Linked DNA regions of Mus musculus: region 2 is linked to region 1. The links are chromatin loops, found by intact Hi-C in ENCODE. Cell type or tissue: left cerebral cortex. All regions are shown on one strand.

What was found. Peaks named below come from ENCODE experiments on the same cell type or tissue, not always from the same donor. Only the 100,000 strongest peaks of a DNase experiment are listed, where the experiment ranks them.
Region 2: it touches region 1 in a loop (2.1-fold over the local background); 6 of 42 quality-filtered maps call a loop at or near these places.

Annotation. Positions count from the first base shown.
Region 1 is chr7:123,200,864-123,208,863 of GRCm38, reverse strand. No RefSeq gene overlaps it. Among named protein-coding and RNA genes, the nearest start is that of Slc5a11, 10 kb to the left of the region's middle. In left cerebral cortex, a CTCF peak has its summit at 3,388 (motif pointing left); a DNase peak (open chromatin) is centred at 3,373.
Region 2 is chr7:123,280,582-123,288,581 of GRCm38, reverse strand. It overlaps Arhgap17 (Rho GTPase activating protein 17), which reads left to right. Exons shown (of 20, transcript NM_144529.2): 19 at 1,569-2,084. Among named protein-coding and RNA genes, the nearest start is that of Slc5a11, 70 kb to the right of the region's middle. In left cerebral cortex, no CTCF peak of the experiment used is centred here; DNase peaks (open chromatin) are centred at 701, 927, 2,443 and 4,547; H3K27ac peaks cover 1,194 bases.

The DNA of each region.
Region 1 (8,000 bases):
TGTTTTTGCTGAATGCTTGGTATGGGGTTGAGTCGGCATGGGGCCAGCTGCATGACCCTCATAGCTGGGGTCTGTGGCCAGTGTTCAATTAAACCTTGTAGTTAGGATGTCACCTGCTGTCAATCTATGCCTAAACCCATCCATTAAGTCAGAGCCTTGGAATGTCATCTTCCGTTAGTGGCTAGACCTAGAGCTGGGGACCAGGTCTTCAACACACAAGCCACTTCACATCCACACTGGAATAGCCTCGTGTTACTGCAGCACCGGGTTTGGCCCTAGCATGCCCACCCAAAGCTCACGGAGGGAATGGCCTATGGTGAGTACAGGGCATAGTTTTAAATGAAGCTTCTGCCATCTTTCTCTAGAAGGACAGAGTGACTCCATCCTCGGCCTAGGAAGGATGGACACAATATCCTAGGATGTCATTGTCCCTCCACTTTGATTCTGGCTCCTGTGATTCAGCTGGTGTGTGACCTGGATAGGTTGTTTTTGCCTCCTCAACCTTGATGCACATCTGTAAGAGATGCACATCTGTAAGAAAAAGGAGGCAGGAAGACATATGGGGCTGAAGGTGCAAGAGAACACAAGCCAAGTGCCGAGCTTTGCTCTGTGAGAAACAAAGATGCTTTCTGCTTAACCGTTTTCAGGACAGCTGGTGTTGCTGGCTCATAACCAGGCTCCACTCCTGAACTTCTCAGGTACATTCACTGACAGTTCAAAACACCTAGCTCCAGCACTATCACCACATCCCATAGGAAGCTGTGTTAAGGTCGAGAAGGCAGATATGGGACCCTCAACGGTGCTTTGGGAAGCATCACTTGCCTGTGTGGCGCCTGTTGACACCACAGCCACACACAGTCTGTGCCTTTTCTACCCTTGGCTGGAAGAAGAATTGGCTTGTTGCAAATACTCATAGGTCACGAGTTATACCATGTCCCCTCTGCTGCTGGTTTTGTGTGTTTGGTTTGAGACACAGTCTCGTTAAGCTGCCCAGGTAGAACTTGCAGTGCTGCCTAAGCTGGCTTTGAATGTGTCCCCCTCCTGGCTTTAGCCTCCTGATGAAAAGTGCCCAGTAACATACCAGGGCCAGCGCCCTCTGAATGCTGCAGTGCTCGCTACTATAACAACCTTCATCTCATAACAAGCAGTGAGAAGTGTGCCCTCTCCTTGGCTCTCCCTTTGCTGACAGTGGAAGGCGGGGCCAGCTTGGCTTCCTTCTGTTTCTACAAACTACTGCTTCCTGAAAATGCCAAGCAGAGGTCAGTCACCAGCCTTTGGCTAACCCTGCCTCGACTACCTCAAGGAGGTGCCCACTCCCCAAATCATTACTGAAATCCTTTACTGTGTGATAACTTCTTTGCTGGAATGTGTCTCAAATGGCACCCTGCTCTCTGCAGGAGGACCTGGACAGGGCCACGTGGGTGAGGTTACTTTCCCACAGGCTCGCTCCATCTCATTAATTGTACACAAAAGTGTACAGGTCTACTTTTGAACAGCATAAAAAGTTAATACGTATCTAAGGGGAAAGAGCCTCTGAGTTTAGCAGTTTTCTCTTTCAAAAAAAAAAAAAAAGTTTTCGAAGAAACAAGCAAAACATTGTTTTGCCCACGGATGACCGGGCATTGCATGGGGGGGGTGGGTGTCTTTATTAGTTAGCACAGGCAATCGAGCGCCTCAGTTCAAAGTAGTTGGAAGCAGATAGGTTGGCTCACGTGGCTCTGGATCCACACCTTAGGGTCTGACCTACTCCAGCCACTCAGTGTGGCGTCTCAGATAGACTTCGTCTTGTCTTTACTCTCTAACAAACATTTTTTCCATTAGGATCTTGAAAAACTCAGCTGATGTCCTCAAGGGTTCAAGGTTAGGGGGAAACAGATTCTTTAACAGATTTGACAAGCCTTGACTTCCTCGGCTAGTCTCTCTTTGGTTCCCATTTGGTCACGTGCTCAACTAGGGAGGGACAGAGTGAGTTTGTCCATGCATCCACTTGTTTCTGGAAGGAAACTGGTTTGGAGTTTCTAGAAAGGAGCAGATGTGCTGGACAGACAAGTCCACAGACCCACCACCTCTTGTAGCTGTCTTGGATAAGGATTAACTGGGAAGCGCATGGTCTGATGTGACTCGGACCTGCTCCCTGTGTGTCTCCATGCAATCCCTAGCATCTTGGATCCTATCTGAGGCAGGGATGCAATTTATCCTTTTCAACTTACCTTGACCCCTTTCCAATTACACAACCCTGCCCTGAGACCAAATTGCACCTAGTAGCCCTGCAGGTGTGCCACAGTCTCACTGTTCGTGAGAGCTTTCCCCAGTGGAATGTACTCACGCTTGGTGTGGACCTTGGGAACCAAGGCTGTACAGCACCCCAGTGACTGCCTCTCCCCTGGATGTGACAGGAGAGTGACAGTGTAATACGTTGGTCCCAGTAGATGAAGCAAACCCATGTGAATCCCCAAGGAGAGCGAGTAAGGCACCCCTGGATCACTTACAGTGGCAATCAGAGACAGACTGCAGCAGCCCAGTTCTGTGTGCTTGACCTCCTTCTCTTGAAGGCTTCAATGCCGCCCCAAGCTTGTAGTTCTCTGGCCTATCGTGGCAGCATCCTCTGATCTCATCCCAAACCTTGCAAATCAAGCTCTATATTTGAACAAAACCCCTGAGGGCAGTGGTTCTCAACCTCCCTAATGCTGTGATCTTTTTAATACGGTTCCTCATGTTGTGGTGACCCCAACCATAAGATGATTTGTTTGTTCGTTTATTTTATGTATGTGAGTATACTTTGCTCTCTTCAGACACACCAGACGAGGGCATCAGATCCATTACAGATGATTGTGAGCCACCATGTGGTTGTTGGGAATTGAGCTCAGGACCTCTGGAAGAGCAGTCAGTGTTCTTAACCACTGAGCCATCTCTCCAGCCCCATAACATTATTATTTTTTTTTTTTTGCTACTTCATAACTAAAATTTTGCTACTGTTATGAGTCATGTTTTTGGATAAATCTGTTTTTCAGTGGTCTCAGATGACCCCTGGAAAGAGTCGTTTAACCCCCTTGCAAAGGGGTCATGACCCACAGGTTGAGAACAGCTGCTCTAGTTTTGTCCATGGACATTAAAGTTTGAGAAGAGATGTTTGCAGATGCTCACGGCGGGTGGTCACATTGGCAGTGAGGAGATGACCAGAGATGTGAGGCCTCTGTGCTCTCCAGGCAGGAGATTTATAAGAGAGTCATCAGTGAAGTAACTGGCTGGTATAAATTTGGGGTTTTAAATTTGAAGTAGGATTACGTGGGAAAGCCAGCTGAGCCCTCTTCTAACCGAGGTTGGTAAAGTGGGTTTTTTATGGGTTTTGTTTTGGTTTAGTTTGTTTCTGTGCGCCCCCCTGTGGCTGCCTTCTCCACTTACACGTAAGGCGATTCCCAGCGATTCTTTAGTCATGGGCGAGCACAACTCGCACCGTGATCCATCCGCACTCAGGCGAGCACAACTCGCACCGTGATCCATCCGCACTCACAAGCACACACATGCACACATATCAAGCAGTTGATACCTAGTTTCAAGGTAAAACCAATAAAAATGAAAAACAAGACCAGCAAGATGTCTCAGTAAAGGCTCCTGCCACCAAGCCTGGTGACCTGAGTTTGATCCTTCACCTTACATAGGAGACTGATTTCCTCAAGCTGTCCCAACTCACAGACACAATCAATCAATCGATAAATAGAAAATAAATATAGATCATAAATTAAATAGGTTAATTAATTAAAGGGCCAAATGAAATAATAGATAAATGATGTTATGGAAGCTGACAACCATACACACTGAAAAATACAAGCCTGGAGGACCCATGTACCTACAAAACACAAAATAACAGCCATTGTCCTGTCTAGGTCTGGGAATAGGGAAAGCTTGAAACTTTAGGGGAAAACCTTAATTCTTAATTCTTTGTGGGGTGGGGTTATTCTTTTAATTTGGCAATGATTATACAATGCCTTTTTCCCCCCTACCTGCTTTTTGGAGTATCAATAAAAGACTGGAACAAGAAAAAGGTGGGAGAGCATGAGGAGAGCGAGTGAGGTGTGCATGAGGTTGAATGGAGAGTGGGTGGAGAGAGTGTGACTGAGAGTGTGAGAAGTGTGTGTATGCCTGTGAGTAAAGGAGAGTGCATGCAGTGTGTGTGAGGTATGTTTGGAGTGTGTGTGTGTGTGTGTGTGTGTGTGTGTGTGTGTGTGTATGTGAGAGAGAGAGAGAGAAATGCACAGAGGTGTGTAGGAGTTCAAGAAAAGAAAGGCTCACAGGAGAAAAGCAAGTGCGCAGGAGAATGCAGAGTGTGTGCAGCCTCAAGCTGCGAGCGAGCGAGTGAGAAAGAGACCAAAAGAGAGAGAGAAAGAGAGAGAGAGAGAGAGAGAGAGAGAGAGAGAGAGAGAGAGAGAGAGAAACTTTAAGCCTTGAAAACTTGCCTGTCAGTTTGTACCTGAAAAGTAGACTGTGTCTGTGTATCATGTACCTTCCAGCTATCCCTGATCCCAGTTGAGAATTCCAATCCTGTGTCGAAGACAGGTATGTGTATCTAAGTGTATATGTGTGTGTTCATGTGCCCATGTGCACTGTGTGACACAGTTTTGGCCTTCTGCCAACTCTGTGTAGCTAGCATCTCTTTGTGGGCTATGACAATAACAGTTCACTCAGGTTATTATTTCTCAGGGACTTGAAGATCACTCTTGTCAAAGCCACTGACCTTTGACTTGGGCCTTCTGATGGTGACATTTTTTAACTTCCCAGGTCCCAAAATTCTATCCTTGGGATAGGCTGACACTGCTAGTTCCTAAACAGAAATTCTGTGAAGCTCTGTGGTGGGCCCTGCATTCAGAAGGCATGGGCAGCTTTGCCTGGAAACCTTCAGGCACCAGCTTCTGTCTCCTATATACACTGAGGGCTTATTCTGGGGAGATGCACTGGAGAGTGGGGGCTCCTGCTTCCACACTTGGCCTATTGGCCAACAAATGCTTGCAAAACCTGTTTGAGCTACTGGAATACTGCATAGTAGGCAAAATTAGCTGGCTCAAGTGACATTATTACTGGGGGAGGGGCATTGTCTTCCTCTTTGTAAGGACCACTGGTTACACTAGGGGCAATGAAGCAAACACAGCCATGTTTCTACCTGAGAACAGAACTTTATTTATTTCATTTATTGATTAAAGAACTTTTATGTTATGTGTCAAACATGTGCAGGCATGCATGTTGGGTCATGTGAGGTGCCCTCCCGTACAGGGCAGAGTTTCTCTATTTCTTCTTCTTTTTTATAATTTACATTTAATTTTATATGCATTGATGTTTTGCCTGCATGTGTGTCTGTGTGAGCGTGTCGGATCCCCTGGCACTGGAGTTACAGAGAAGTGTGAGCTGTCATCTGGGTGCTGGGAATTGAACCTGTCTCCTCCAGAAAAGCAGCCAAGGCAGTGCTCTTAACCACTGAGCCATCTTTCCAGCCCTGAGGGTTTCTCACCCAACCTGGAATTTGATGTTTTCAGCCAGGCTGGTGGTCACTGAGTCCAGTGAGCCTCCTGTCTCCACGCCCTGTAGCCCTGGGGTTACAGTTGCATGTGGCCATGCCTGGCTGTGTTTACACGGGGGCTGGGGGTTTGAACTCAGATCCTCATGTTTGCACTGCAAGCTCTGGTTCTCCCTTTGCCATGTCCCCCTCCTCAGACAGAACTTTTTTACAAGAAAAACAAAGCCTGTGAACAAGGATGCCTTAGTTAGGGTTCTCCTGCTGTGAGCAGACACCACGACCAAAGCAACTCTTATAAGGACAGCATGTAATTGGGCATATTCAAACCACCGCAAAGGTTGAGTCGTGGTTCGGTGATAGAGAACAGCATGTACAAGGAAGGCCCTGAGCACCATCGCATACATCACAATGTGGTGCCTCCATTGCTGTTGTGGGTGCTGGGATGTGGGGAGAAGGATATGTCCACACTTCTCTTGGACAGTTGATACTTCACAGAAACCCTGTCCTTGACAGCCCCAGAGGGGAAGCCCTGCAATGCCAACACAGTGAACACAGCATATTCTAGACGGTCAGAGAGGTTACTACCAGGGCATAAAAAAGAACGAGGTTTTCATCCACACTGCATCCTGGAAGAACTTCAAAACTATACAGGCAGACCCAGCAGCCTACAGATTGACCAACTCCAGTTATAGAAAGATCCAGAACAGACAGGTGGAGTGAGTCACTCCTGACAGCACTCAGGAGGCAGAGGCAGGAAAACCAAGAATTACAACCCAGGGCTAGAGAGATGGCTCAGTGGTTAAGAGCACTGACTGCTCTTCCAGAGGTCCTGAGTTCAATTCCCAGCAACCACATAGTGGTTAGCAACCATCTGTAATGTGATCTGATGCCTTATTCTGGTGTGTCTGAAGAGAGCAATGGTGGTGTACTCACATACATTAAATCAATCAATCAATCAATCTTTAACTGAGCAGTGGTGGCACACACCTTTAATCCCAGCACTTGGGAGGCAGAGGCAGGTGGATTTCTGAGTTTGAGGCCAGCCTGGTTTACAGAGTGAGTTCCAGGACAGCCAGGACTACACAGAGAAACCCTGTCTCGAAAAAACAAAAAACAAAAAAAATCCAAAAAAACCCCAAAAAGAATTAGAACCCAGCCCAGGATACATAGTGACACGTTGTCTGTTGGGGTGGCTCAATGCTAGAGCACTTCCTAGGCTGCATGCTCAGGACCTGGTGAGGTAGGGTTCTACTCCAGCCCAAGACCCAGTCAACTGGTTGCCCAGAGCGGGGAAGGGCAGTTTGTGGAGCAAATGGGGGAGATCTAGCAAACAGTGGTGAGCCAGGTGTGAGCTTGTCAGTGGGGCCCGCTGGACACTGAGCACGCTCGATGCTTTGGTTTTACAGAGCCGGCAGTCTACTAGGAACCTGGCACCCCTAGCACCCCTGAGCACAACCAGCCGCCTCTGACCCAGGAGTCAATTATGGAGTGGGAACTCTGTCAATGGAATGGTTAGGCTCTTTCTAATAAAAAGCTTCTTGGAGAAGGGCACTAGCTTTGTTTGTTTGTTTGTTTGTTTGTTTGTTTGTTTTTGAAACAGGGTTTCTCTGTGCAGCCTTGGTGGTCCTGGAACTCATTCTGTAGATCAGGTTGGCCTCAAAGTCACAGAGACCCAACTGTCTCTGCCTCCCAAGTGATGGGGTTAAAGGCGTGCAGCACCACTGCCCTGCTGGGCTGCTGCTTCTTCTTTTTCCTTCTCTTTTTCCTTCCCTTCCCCTCCCCATCCCTTTCCCTCCCCCCTCTCTCTCTCCTTCCTTCTCCTCCTTCCCCTTCTCTTCAATCTTTTTGTAAGCTTGTATTTATTTTTTTGTTCTCTCTCTCTCTCTCTCTCTCTCTCTCTCTCTCTCTCTCTCTCTCTCTGTATGGGGTGGGGTGGGGGCGTGCCTTCGTGTTTGACTTTGAGGAACCTGCTCATGTGTTTGTAGAGGCTGGCAAGTGTAAAATGTGCCGGTGGACTATGGGCTGACTGGAGATTCTGAAAAAGCTGTTAGCCATTCCTTCCCTGGCTATCTACTACCGAGGTCCCCAGCGCTGAGGTAGCTCGCTGTTTTGTTCGGTGAATCTCTGATTTTGTGTGACCCCCCACCTACATTATGGAGCAGAGCCTTCAGTTTGTTCATCAGACCCAATCAGAGCCTCATAGAAACATGCAGAACAATAGTAATTATATACTTGCAATGCCATCGTTCAATCGACCTGAAATATAAAATTAGCCTTGGAAGAGTCTATCTCATTGATGTTGAAACTCCTCTTCCTTAGCAGGAAGCTTCTTGTTTCCACCTCCTCCCCGTGACTTCCGCCTTTCAGAACTCCCCTTTGGCTATCCCCACCTGAGGTCCCTCTACTCCTCTTGGTGTGTATTCCGAATGGTCTAGCTGCTTTTTTCAAGGGCACACATGCGCAGTGGTGCAGTTCCTGGCCCCCATCTCATTCC
Region 2 (8,000 bases), 80 kb before region 1:
CTCACCTGAGGTCGTCTTCATTGTAAATATCAGGCATGAGTTCATCTCCAGTGTGAGTTTACAGTTAATACTGCTTAGAGCAGAAAACCAGACTTCTCCCCCTCCCCTTCTTTTTCTCTTCTTCTTTTTCTTCTTTTTCCTCCTCCTCCTCCTCCTCTTCCTCACAGCTTACATCAGCCAGAGTGTGGCTAATATTCCAAAGAGCTTTTCCTTTGTAAGCTGACTGTTGTTTCTGTAGGGAAAGATTTTATGAGTCGGTGGGCTCAGAGTTCTAGGCCAGTATATCAGAGCAAACACCATGTAACCCCTCTTGCTGGGCCCTGTGAGTAGGAAGAAAAACAGTGTGGGAAGGAAGAGGAGGAAAAGGAATTCTGGGAGACCACATGAGATGGGTTTGAATCTGTTCCATCGCCTCTTAGCTATGCAATTTTTAGAAAATAACCTGCCAGATTGCACTCTCTGGGTCAGTCCCACAGTGACCTAGTGAGATGGACAGATGGAAATAGAGGCCTGGTTTGCAGATGAGTGGTGACTGCTTATTTCTGTCCTCTGATTCCTCCTGTCTCGGGTTCTCAGTGTGACCTCAGGAGGGATGGAAATGTGTTCAAACTGCTCCTCTTTGCCCCCATCATCCTCTCTTTACCACCAGATTCTGTTCAGATCTAAGCTGGCCGCAGAGCAAGGATTGTGATTCATCTCATTTTAGGGAAACAGATGCAGGCTTGTTTGTAATTGATTCTATCTAGAATGTATCCAGAATTGGTAGAATTTCCATGAGTCAAAACCAAAGTCGGTCCGAGGGGAGGATGTAGCCCAGTGGTAGAGTGCATGCCTAGCATGGAGGGACCCTAGGTTTAGTCCCCAGTGGCTACCCTTCCCCACACCGACCTCAGACCCTGCAGGAAATGCTTGGGCAACTGTGAATGGAGGTGGGCTGCCTCTGTTCTTCCCTCCTGGGTTTGTTCCCATACTTTAAAGTCCAAGTGCGTAGGGACTCTGGAAAAGAGCCACAAAGCAACCCTCGATTTTCTGTTTTGTGTGGGTATGTAGCCTCTCTTAAACTGAGTTTTCTTCCTTTTGAACTTGTAAAATGACAGGTCACTAAAGACCTGTATATATATCATGCACTTAACTTTTTACATAAATTGCTTATATTGGACTAGTTTAAGTTTACAGTTCTGTTCCCATTATGCCTGCTACCCCAGTGTTACTGTCTGGCTTTATCACCCCACATTTGTCATAGGCGAAACACCAGTGTCATTATCATTAATTCCACACTGGATTTAGCTCTTCCATTTGTCCAGAGTTCCCATCTTGCCTTCTACTTCCTGCCCAAGAGACACCTTAGCACAAGAGTTCTCCTGGCTCCTTAGTGTCCTCAGGTTGGGAAGGGCTCTGTTTTTCCTTGGTTTCTGTGACTTTCTGTTTGCCAAATGTACTTGGGAGTGGACGGGTCTAGAGCTGGGGGTCCATACAGCAGGCCCCCTCCTGATACATCTGTACCCCTCCACAACCACACCCAGTCCTAACCCCTGCTCTCACTGACCCTGTCTTTCTCTTCTTTGCAGCTGTGAAGAAACCTGCCCCCGCACCCCCCAAACCAGGAAACCTACCTCCTGGCCACCCTGGAGGACAGAGCTCTCCTGGCACAGGCACATCCCCAAAGCCAAGCGCCCGAAGCCCATCACCGCCTCAGCAGCAGCAGCAGCAGCAACAACAGCAGCAACAACAGCAGCAGCAGCAGACCCCAGGCATGCGCCGCTGCTCCAGCAGCCTGCCTCCCATCCAGGCACCCAGCCACCCACCACCACAGCCCCCCACACAGCCTCGGTTGGGTGAACAGGGACCAGAGCCAGGCCCCACGCCACCTCAAACCCCCACACCACCTAGCACCCCACCCCTGGCCAAGCAGAATCCATCGCAAAGTGAGACCACACAGCTGCACGGAACCCTCCCAAGACCACGGCCAGTGCCCAAGCCCCGCAACCGGCCTAGCGTGCCACCACCCCCACATCCACCTGGCACCCACACGGTGGATGGTGGCCTTACATCCTCAGTGCCCACAGCCTCCAGAATCGTCACTGGTGAGTAGCAAGTGCTCTAGTGTTCGCTTGGGCCTCCCTTGAGGGCAGTCAACACCAAGCCAGATCAGGCATGTACATGCTGGGAGCACAGCCACACTTGCTCCCTTTGAGCCGTTTGTGGCTGCTTTTATATCAAGACAGCAAAGATGAATACCCTGGCACAGATCATAAAGCCTGTAGTAGTCTTCTAGGTGTAAGACTATCTTCATTTACATTCTGTAGAGTCAGATGCCTTTAAGTCCAGGTGGAAGGTATGGTACAGCATGGACAGGGAGTTCTTCTCAAAAGCTGGGCATAGTGGCCAATACCTGGGGACAGGAGCCTTATCCACAAAGCAAGTTCCAGGCCACGCTGGACTTATTTTAAAAGTAAAAAATGCACATACTAAGTGCAGAATTTCAGAAAACACCATCTGTGCTAACTCGAATGCTCTGCGAAGGCAGATCTTCTGAGCAGATCATATCACTGTGCTAGCCTCACATGGCTTAGGGGGAGCGAGCGGAGATTTTCCCATCATTCCCATGGATCTGCCCTAGGCATGAGGTTGATTGTACATTGTAGAGCTGCCTTGTGGGATATTTTAATAGATAGTCCTATAAAGCATGATCATATAATTTAATCAAAGGAAGAATGTTTCTACCTGGGTACTAGACTTTCTATTAAGTTTGAAAAATAATGGGTTCTTTAGTGTTTTTAATGGTCATCTGGGCTATGCATCATTTCTTATCAGCAGCTTGCTTTTAATTACTGCAACCTTGCTGTGGGTTGTCCTATATGGGAGCATGCTAGTAGAAGCCACTGAGCTGTTCCTCTGGCTCTCCAGCCCTCACAAGTGACTTCTCAGCAGATGATAACCCAATGCTAAACCCAAAGTAATAAGTTAACTAACTACAAAATGATTTTTTTCCAGGACTATAGTGCATAGTTTAACGTATGTTACCCGTAATTAATAACTGTTTCTATGACAGCAGGCTGTTTATTTGAATAGCACAAAGCCACATTGGTTTCTTTGCTGTGTGTTTCCCACTAGATGCCCTTCCCGGTGCCCTCACAGGTGGGGAAGGTTTCCAGAACTAAGGTCTGTAACTCCAGCAGCTTGACCTGCAGCTGCAAGTGCCCCTGCTTAGCCATGTCCTGTGTGTGCTTTTGACTTTGTGCTCAGAATGGCCATCAGTCAGCCATCCATCCTGCAGCGTATAGCTGTGCCTTTTGTCCCATCAGTCAGCCATCCATCCTACAGCGTATAGCTGTGCCTTTTGTCCCATCAGAAGAATGTTGAGCTTTGGATTTGCTCCAAATCTAAGACATGGCTGTCACAGGATGAGCTCTCAGTGTGGAGCCCTCAGATAAGATGCTGTATTGTTCCATTTTTTCTTTGGGTAAACCCCTCCCAGTGTTCCACTCTCCTCAGTACATTTGCCTGTCACTGGCTCATCAGTATCCTGGTCTCAGAAGAGGACCAGGGCACCAGCAACACAGAAAATTAGGCATCCCTGTGTTTTGTGCTTTAATTTTTAATTTTGTATCCTAAGTGCAAGGTAACTGCATGGAGCTTCTTAATTGATGTCTAAAGCTCTCAGCCCCTCCAAACTTCCCAGATAATCCTCCCCTGAGGTCCCTTTATGCCCTTTGCATCCAGCATGCTTACATTTTGCTTTCCTAAGCTGTATGAGCTTTTAAAAGACACATGGAGGCTCACCTGAACATACATTTGGGCATTTATTGGGCAGCAAAAGGCTCCCATGGGGTACAGTTGCTTTATTCAGTGCCCTTGGCCTTCTATAAGATATATAGTGTAAGTGTTCACAGCTTAGTTCAAGCTTGAAATGGTGGAGGACACAGACATTCATCCGCTTTCCTCAGGACCTGGTAGTTAATCCGTTAGTTGAGTGACTAAACCTTAGGTAAGGCTGAGCCTTTTAACACTTTAATACTTAGGACACCAAAATTTTCCTCAGTTCTTTTATCTAGATTAGAGAACTCTGCAAACCAGAAATACTCCTGTTTTGTAATACCATGGACACCCACACCCATAGTATTGCCATACATGTGTGTTTATTGCCAAAAGATTGTCTTAATTGATTTATCAGTCACTATACTTTATAGTGAGGTGAAATTTTACATTTAAAAATTATCTAAGGTGTCACCTGGTTTTTTAAATCTTTGCTAAAAATTTTCTTAGCCCAAGAAATCCAGGGTCCCTGTAATTTCCTTTATATTGTAGCATTAACCTGAAGTATCTTAAGGCCCCCAGCCTACACACACTTGGAAATGTATAGAAGGCCAGCATGTGGAATTTAGGAACCTCCTAGCATGGATCCTGCTGTTAGTGGCTCTTCTTAGATAGAGTCCTCGGATTTTCAGATAAAGTAGGCAGCACAGCCGTTTATTGTGGCTCTAACTTGGGAAACTTTGGAAAGATTCCTGAAAACAGCTCACCATTTGCATCATTTAACTTAAAGCTTCAGGCGTTAGGAATGAGTGAACACTTGTGGGCAGGGCACACTGCCAAGCTGACTTGGTAGCTCGCTCCCCTCTTCCAAGCTCAGTCTCAGAGCTCTGGAGAAGAGGAATTCTGGACCATCCTAAATGTCAGGCTCTCATTGTAACTGTAGAGCAGTAGAAGTTTAGCAAAGAGTATTCTAATTTAAACATTTTATTAAATGATTTAGATGTATGACCTGCCATATTCAGTAAGAACTGAAATTGGAATGATTAATGGTAAGGAAAAGGCAACTGATTGGCCAAAGCATTTTTGCTACTTTATGATCGTATTTGTGTACTAATGGCTGCCACTAACCAAGTCACCCTAACCTTGCCTGCCCGCACCCCTACTAATAGTGCATGTACTAAGGAGAGCTCGCTGTGTCCATGCCTGCTCCTCATTGCTCACGGACTTTAACAGGTGGTCACTGGGCTGGCCTTGGTACTCCTTCATTTGCATTCCTTCCTCTTCTAGCAGGCTTGAGATGTAGTAGACAGGGCATGTGCTATAGCATGGGGAAGGCACAACCTGGTTGATGTGTCAAGGGCCCACATTAGGCACAACGAGTAAAGGGATTAAATCAGATGAAATAAGAAAGGCTCTAACGGCCCATAATAGCAGGGGGTGAGCGAACGACAGTTATCTGTTACCATGTTACATGCCAAACTAGGCCTTGTAGGACCCAGAGAGAGACAAGAGGTCACAGGCACCACTTAGGTATTCAGATCTTTATTTTCTAGTTGCAGAAGTCTGCTTCTAGCCTGCCTTTAAAGGCTGTCTCGCCCTGTTTTCTGAAGGCAGGGAAGTACGAGATCTCACTTGCCCTGTGTGACTTTTATCCCAGCATTAGGCTTTTCCGTTGCATTCAGTGCCATCACCCACATAGGAATATAGACCCACTGTTTCATCAGGTACCTGTGCTGTTACTACTTGTAGCTGGACATTTACTGGGTTTCTGCTTCTAATTGCAGTTTCATATGTAGATGGCATATTCATCGGAAGTCAGACATTCAGTGAGATTGAATCCTGTCTTTTTTAGCTAGAGCAGTGGTTCTCAACCTGTGAATTGCAGCACCAAAAAAAATCAAAAAACCCCACAAATTTTTACATCACAGTTGATAGTAGTAGCAGAATTACAGTTATGAAGTAGCAATGAAAATAATTTTATGGTTGAGGGTCACCACAAGTGAAGGACTGTATTAAAGGGTCCCAGTAGTAGGAAGGTTGAGAACCGCTGGTCACTCTGTTGTTCACAGACCAGACTTGCTAAGGGATCCGGGGCTTTCAGACCTGAGAGAGGCTGGGTGGGTGACAGTGATGTTCAGGGCTTTACTTTGCATTGGGTTGCTTTCCAGGGTGTGTTTAGATTTGGTGCTTATATAAGTTGACATCAAAATAGCATTTTTGAAGAAAAGTGTTGCAACCTGAAGCATATAATCAAAATTATTGGAGTGAAAATTCTTCTAAGCCCATACCTTAAACTCTATAGAGTGCCAGTCCTGCCCCTTGGAGGCCTGTTCCAAAAAAGAATGTTCCATTTGTCAGGATCCCAGGTCCATCTCACTGTCCTCCCTGTGTCTGAGGCCAAGCAAGGCCTGTTACCTGATGCTCTTTTCTGCGCTTCTTGTTATCATCTTTAAATTATCTTTAATACGAACTTCTTGGAGATGTGTAGAATCATTAAAAGAGGAAAAAAGAAGGCTTGAGTGACACTTTTCTTATTGCCGTGAACCAGGTGTTCACGACTTCAGCCATTATCTCCTCAGACAGTGTCTTCTCCTTTGGGAGCTCACAGAGGATGCACATGGTCCTCTGGGAGGTGGGAAACACAGTGCAGTCCAGAGAGTCCAGACATGTCTTTGCTTTGTGTATGACCTGTGCTGGCATGTCACCTTGATATAGTGGTGCCCCTGATCTCCACGGTAGAGCTAATGCTGGTATAGTGTGTACAGCAGCTCACTGACATGGTCTGACAGTCGCTGTGGAATGCATGTGTCTTCATTTTGCAGTAGATGCATAGCTGTCCTTCCAGAAGTTGACCCTGCACACAGTGCAGCCTATCTTTCCATCTTACCACTCTGCACACGCTCCATTGTTTGCTGTCACAAAACAGTTTCTTACTCTTAGGAGAATAAGAGAGACTGGGGAGGACAGATTGGACAGACAGGAGGCAGAGGAGAGCCATGTCCCTTTTACCTCACCACATTGGTTTTGTCCTAAATGTATTATTGTTTTCATCATAAGTAGAGAATTTCAGAAAAGTACAAATTAAGAAATGATATATATTCGAGGCAGTGGTGACACATTTAATCCCAGCACTTGGGAGGCAGAAGCAGGCGGATCTGAGTTCAAGGCCAGCCTGGTCTACAGAGCAAGTTCCAGAATACCCAGGGCTACACAGAGAAGCCCTATCTTTAAAAAAAAGAAATTAATTAAAAAAAATGTATCTAGATTGATTTAGGAAAAGAAGAGCCAATTTGTCCTCTGTGACAGCTGGCACACAAGCAGAGATGTCAACAAGTAGACATCTGGTTACTAGGCATTTTCACTCAGCATGTTCATGTCTGTCCCTTAGTCCTTGTGAACTCCCTGGGCTAGCAGTGGCATCTGTGGTAGGTAGGGTTATAGGGGCAGAGACTGAGTCTGCGATGATTTTCTTGTTCATTGCTGCCTTGAGTCATGGCCACCTCTCTGCCTGAGGCTATGAAAAGGGAGGGTTGGCAAGGTGTTTGCACTAGCCCACTGTTTATCTGTCCATCTACTACCCAGCTTTATAGGGTCTGCTTTGTGCCAGTCATGGCTGTAAGCACTGAACAAGACAGATATGCCCTTGCCCTGTGTGAGCCACAAGTCTGAGATGTCCTTAGTTCTGTGTATACAGACTGCTTTTGATTGTCTGTGAACTTGGACCCTTTAACTCCTTGGCACCTCCATAATCTAAAAATTTCCCCTAGTTAGGGTACAAGGACAAGTTTCTTGACCTAGGAAAAGGTAAACTTACAGCTCAGAACTATACGGAGAGAGACCAGGAGGGGCTCTGAGGAAGGGGAAGAAACCAGTCTCCTGGCTTACCTATGGGTTTCCACAAGGCTCGTCTGTCTCGTTTACTAGTGTATCCTCAGCAGCAGAGCAGCAGTGAGCATGTGGTAGTCTAGAAGAGAATGTGGTGAATGAGGAGGGGCTTGTGAGCATGGAGGGGAGGGGCTTAAGGCCTGTATATTTTCCATCGTACTGAAGGAATTTTCAATCAACCCACGAAGACATAGATTTCAGTGTATTAGTGTTAGAAAAATAGTATTTAGAGATTTGGGGTCTACTGAAGTTGTTCACAAGAGGTGAATGTATCCCACGGGGGACACTTAACAGTGCCTGGAGACATTTCAGGTTGTCTCTCTGGAGGTCAGTATGCTGTATGCCACCAGCATTTTGTT